Linked DNA regions of Homo sapiens: region 2 is linked to region 1. A link is a contact called in ENCODE Hi-C or POLR2A ChIA-PET data. All regions are on one chromosome and are shown on one strand. The core of a region is the stretch at or near the end of the contact, and the rest is flanking DNA. Distances in the headings are between cores, read along the strand shown. Region 1 overlaps TENM4 (teneurin transmembrane protein 4). Region 2 overlaps TENM4 (teneurin transmembrane protein 4).

Evidence for each region. A loop is a pair of places that touch in the nucleus more often than their neighbours do. ChIA-PET counts read pairs that join two places held with the same protein, here RNA polymerase II (POLR2A). Pooled maps may share reads with other maps.
Region 2: a map of ascending aorta shows a loop between it and region 1 (2.6-fold over the local background). The contact joins two enhancer-like sites. A Hi-C loop is called at or near these places in 4 of 168 maps with a recorded cell type or tissue (IMR-90, aorta, ascending aorta and 1 more) and 4 of 50 pooled maps. POLR2A ChIA-PET finds 5 or more read pairs at or near these places in 1 of 52 experiments (K562).

Annotation. Positions count from the first base shown.
Region 1 is chr11:79,172,341-79,175,074 of GRCh38, reverse strand. All of the region lies in intron 3 of TENM4 (teneurin transmembrane protein 4), which reads left to right. Among named protein-coding and RNA genes, the nearest start is that of TENM4-AS1, 80 kb to the right of the region's middle. Within about 2 kb of position 1,319, at least 4 of the 41 ENCODE cell types and tissues checked have a DNase peak (open chromatin) inside an H3K27ac peak, as active enhancers do; they include ascending aorta, where a contact is called at or near this core.
Region 2 is chr11:79,243,135-79,245,868 of GRCh38, reverse strand. All of the region lies in intron 2 of TENM4 (teneurin transmembrane protein 4), which reads left to right. Among named protein-coding and RNA genes, the nearest start is that of TENM4-AS1, 150 kb to the right of the region's middle. Within about 2 kb of position 1,333, at least 8 of the 41 ENCODE cell types and tissues checked have a DNase peak (open chromatin) inside an H3K27ac peak, as active enhancers do; they include ascending aorta, where a contact is called at or near this core.

The DNA.
Region 1 (2,734 bases), core at 70-2,569:
GGGACAGCAAAGAAAGAAATAGAGCTCTATTTGAAGTCAAATAAAGACAGATGTATAGATAGAGATATTGATATAGAGATAGATAGTATATTACTTAGGATCCTGGCAAGAAACAGTGGCATTGTCATATGGGGTAGCTGAGGAGAGTGTAGTGAAGGGATTATTTTAAAAGTATGAGCAGGATTAAGGACAACCACTAAGGTTGGCAAAGTACCCTGAGGCTAACAACAGCTGGGAGCTGTCACTCCTAGACCTGATGAGCAAGGTGAAGGAGAAGTTCCTGCAACTTAGAGAGAGGTGTAGCAATATGATAGCTGTAGCAAAAGGCTGCCCAAAGGAGTCGTGCCTTCCTACATAGCAACACAGCAATTTCCCAGCAGGGAGGTCATCTGGAGAATAGAAACCCTAACCTCATTCTTCTCCCAACCTCCTCACACCTCCTGCCAGAGTCTCCCATTGGCTGAACCCAGCTGCAAGCCAGAGAGAGCCCAGTTGACCCAGTGGTTAAAGAGCAGCCTTGCAGGGCACAGAACAGGCTGGAAAAGGAGAGCAGTGGATCTGGAAGAGCCGATGAAAGACATGCACTAGGCACAGCTGTAGCTGTAAGCACAGGCATCGATTTTTTCATTTTAAATCAGTCTGAAGACAAAGGGAAGAATGGGTTGAAGAAAAAAAAATTAAAGATAGTGAGGAAACAAAATCAAAATTCCAGCCCAGTCTTTCACTTGCTGTAGGGGTATCTGAGACATAGGGAGGTATGAGTCAGTACATCTCTCCCCCGAGAGCATCATGTACAACGTTTCACCTTTGCCACCTCTTGCAAACCCCTCCCAGCAGAGTGTTGGTTTTTAGAAGCACCCGGGCAAAGAACAGACAAAGGGAGGATAAGCTGTGGGGGCGGGGAGACCAAGGTAGTCTTATGTAACTTACATCTTTATGAAAACTCATTTTGCTTTTATTTTAAGAAGTGCTATTTATGAATTCCCCAGGGGGTTAAAAAGCTTAAGAGATGGGTTTTTTATGTGATGTCAATAGAAAAATCTCTAAACTCCTGGAATAAATGATGCTTTTGTTTTGGCTTTCTGTTTTTCAAAAAGGCCATCTGTTTTCATAAACATAAATGAGACTCTCTAGCCACCTTTTCCCTTATAACCCTCTGTCTCTTTGCACAAATGACAACATTCCCTTCGTGATTCATTCCTGAAGACATTCTTCTGGGCTAAATGCGGCTGCTAAATTTGTACTTCAGTTTTCACTGTGAGTCCCACATGATCCTTGCTCAGGCGGCAACTGCACTATTACAGCTTTCACTTCTCGAGTCCCAGATTGCTATACCCTTGGGTTGCCAGCAGCTCTGCACCAGGCTTTATGCAACTGGCTTCTCCTGTTTTGCAAGGGTATCTGAGGTCTTTGAGGCAGCCCAATAAGTAGCAACCCTTCTCTACCTAAGTCCTAAGCGTGTTGAGAAATAAATGGAAGATAGCAGATGAAAGCTAAAATACCATGTTTATTATTGATAATGAATAATTTAGCTTAGTGTAACAGCTAAATAGGCTTGATAATTGGACCCAGAATTAGGCAGACTGACCCACCTGGTGATAGGCCACGTTGGATGAGGCAGAGGATAAGCCAGCTCCTGGAGGAACATAAAAAAAAGTTGCCAACTGCCAAGAAGAAGAAAATTGAGACTCAACCGAGAATAACCATATTCTTCCTCAGTTTACCATTCATGTAACTCATACCACTACCTGTGACCAAAGGGGCAAGATGGCTCACAAGAACACTAATGGGGCTCCCTTCCCATGGAAATAACTATCAGGAATAAAGATGAAGTTTTCCTTCCAACGGTGACATAAGTGTGACAGAAGCTAAAAATGTGCCTTGACTGAGCCTGGTCGATAAAATGTACTCAATAAATACATGTCGACTGTGTGTTCATTTATTTAACAAATACTTATTGAACAAAGTTAGGGCCAAAATAAGTTTAGTTTTTGATTCTTGGTACAGTAGAGAGCTGCTAGAAAATTCTGAGCAAGGAAAAGATATGATGAGATTTACATTTTGGAAAAATTACTCTGATTGCTTCTTGAATAATGGATTATAAGAAGGACAAGTATGAAAATGGAGAGACGAGGGCCAGGCACGGTGGCTCACGCCTGTAATCCCAGCACTTTGGGAGGCCGAGGCAGGCGAATCAGTTGAGGTCAGGAGTTGCAGACCAGCCTGGCCAACACGGAGAAACTCCGTCTCTACTAAAAATACAAAAAATTTAGCTGGGCGTGGTGGTGCACACTTGTAATCCCAGCTACTCTGAAGGTTGAGGCAGAGGTTGCAGTGAGCCAAGATCACACCACAACACTCCAGCCTGGGTGACAGATAGAGACCCTGACTCAAAAAAAAAAAAAAAAGGAACAGAAAAGATGAATTAGAACACTCCTGCTGTTGTCTAAGCAAGAATTGATGATGCCTAAGTCAGGGATGAAATCAGAGAAGGACACAAAGGAGAAGGCCACGTGGGATATAACTTGCAGATAGGGTTAGCAGGATTTGCTGATGGATTGGAGTTGGGGAGGAACATGGTCTGTGAGGGAAAGCAAAGAATTGAGAATGACCTATGTTTTTATTTGAGTAACTGAATGGATAGGGGTAAAGTAGAAGGGGCTGGTTTGGGGGATTGGTTGAATAAATGGATAAGTGAATGAATAACGGTGTCCCTGGTCACCCAGTCTCTTTA
Region 2 (2,734 bases), core at 84-2,583, 71 kb before region 1:
TCCCTGGTTCAAGCAATTCTCCTGTCTCAACCTCCCGAGTAGCTGGGATTACAGGTACCCGTCACCATGGCTGGCTAATTTTTGTATTTGTATTAGAGACAGGGTTTCACCATGTTGGCCAGGCTGGTCTCGAACTCCTGACCTCAGGTGATCTGCCCACCTCAGCCTCCCAAAGTGCTGGGATTACGAGCGTGAGCCACTGCACCCGGCCAATTGTTTTCTTTTTCTATCTTCCTTTCTTTTTCTATAAAGTGTTATATGCTAGGTACTTTTCACGTGACATCTCATTTAACCTTTTCAAAATGCCACAATGTTGGTTCCATTATTATCCCTGCTTTTCAGGTGAAGAAACTAAGGCACAGAGAAGGAAAGTGACAGTCTGAGGTCCCCCAGTTAAGTAGGTAGTGGAGCCAGGGATGATATGCTCACTTTTCCCTCTAGGGAGGGCACCCAGCCAGGACTCTACATGAAAAAATGTATTTTGATGCTGGCTAATGCCCTATTGACAACTGCACACTGATCCACGTCCTAGTTCAAGTTTTGTTACTGTAATCTGGGCTCTGACAACATATGAAGTTTCTTCCTTCAGTATGAGAAGAAAGATAGGGAGACTGAGAAACTTTGTCAAGTCAGTCAGTCAATCAAACATGCAATGGCTGCAGGGCTTCTGCTACCTCTCAGAGGCTTCCACGTGCAGGATGGCAACTTGGGAGATAAGGTGTGCCTGCATTCAGTCAGCTCAGAAGATTCAGTCCAGTAGGAGAGCACCATGGCCATAAACAGTTGGCATGTACAGAGCTGGGTTTCTGTGCTCAGTGACAAAGATAAAGGGCTGTGAAGTTTAGAGCCATTCTTCCTGGAGAAATCAAGGAAGGCTTTCTGAAGGAGGTAACCTCTAAATCCTTACTTCCTTAGCTACCTTCTGCTGTTAGAGGGTGAGCCCACCATTAAAGAAGCATTTTCCCCCACACACAGCCTCTTTGGGCTCTGTCTTCCTTCAGCCTGAAGGTCTCTGGTTGTTTAAGAAAACTCCGGGCAAAAATTTCACCCCTTGCCCTGAGTCTTTTCCCCACCTTCCCTTTCTCCCACCTCTACAGCTAGTCTGCTGTGGATACAGGCTTGTGAAAGAAATGACTGTTTGTTTTATAACAAGAGCTTAACATGATTCATTTCAGATTCCCCAAGGACTTTTGTAAGTTTGGACTGAGTCATAATATATTTTTTTATTAAACTCCAAGACCCAACAAGCAGGAAGCTCTGTTCGACAACATAATATAACTGATGTACTGCAAGCGGCTTTTTTATGGGTGAGTCCTCAAGCTGCTTGAGAAATTCTCTGGCCTCTCCTATCACCACCTGGTTCTGCACGGAGATTAAAAGGGCTTTGGAGACTCGTCACACCACACAGACACACACACACACACACACATAGACACATACAGCCCTGTCCCTCCTAATGCCACATCCAAAAGATGAGGGTCTCTGGACAAGAACAATCCCACTTCCAGACCCTCTCAAGAACAAGGCCCTAACTCCTTCTTCAGAACACAGAAAGGCCTAAGCAGCAGCACTGGAGCAGGCCGAGAACTGCTCCCTGCTCACCCCCGGTGGAGCCACAGTCTAGTAGGGCAATGATTCTTGGAACATTTTCCCCGAGCCAGGAGCATTAGCCTCACCTGGGACTTTTATAAAATGCAAGTTCTCAGGCCCATCCAACACCTTCTGAGTCACAAACTCTGGGGGTGGGACCCAGCAACTTGTGTTCTAAGGGGCTCTCCAGGGCGATTCTGTTGCTTGCTAAGGTTTAAGAACCACTGATCGTAGGACTTGCTCAAAGGGCGGTCCTGGGACCGGGAGCATCAGCATCACGGGAGCTTGTTGGAAATGCACTCTCAGGCTCCACCCAAGGCCTGCTGGATCACAGTCTGCATTTTAACAAGACTCCCAGTTGAATCTCGTCCACATTAACTTTGAGGAACACTGCTGTAGGCACCGCGGGACATGGGCCACCTCTGGTCCTGAGTTGAGTCCTTGCTCTGCCTCTCAGTTGCCGCCTGCTCTTGGCTGGCACATGACTTATCTGAGCCTCAGCGTCTTGGTTAGCGCCCTGCATTAGTGCATTGGAAATATTTGCTCTCCTGGTTTAGGAAAATGCCTCCCACAGTCCCGGCTCCACGGGAGGCTCTCGGCACTGTTCTTCCTGCCTGTCCCTGGTGAGCGGGTGACCTTCTGCCCCCTCTGACACTGGCCCACCCTGGAGACAGTGGCTGTGTTCTTGCAGCCCTCCCTCCTCTTGTGTTTCTGTTTGATTCTCATGATTCAATATCCCCTGCAGCGTTTTGTTGTCATTTTCTGTTTTACTCTTGGAAAGCTCACAGGGTTTCCCCTTTGAAGTGTTTCATTTTTTGTTTGTTTGTTTAAATTCAGCATTGCCCTCTGATTGGGGCACATCCAGTGACTTTATAGCACAAATTCAGAAAGAGAGTTGCTCCAGTGCCATTCAAAATGGACCGCAAAATCCACTGTGCCGAGATGTGTCCGAGTACAACGACAAGACAGCCCATGCACACCGTGGTGCCTCACAAAAGGAGAAAACACAATACCTGGAGTCTGATAAATGACTGAAAAGTGCTAAAAATGACCCCCGAAACACAGACACCTCCTCCCCTGTTCCCTGCCTCCTACCGTGTCATGAATTTGTGATGGGGACAAGGAGCACACAAGGCCCCCCTCA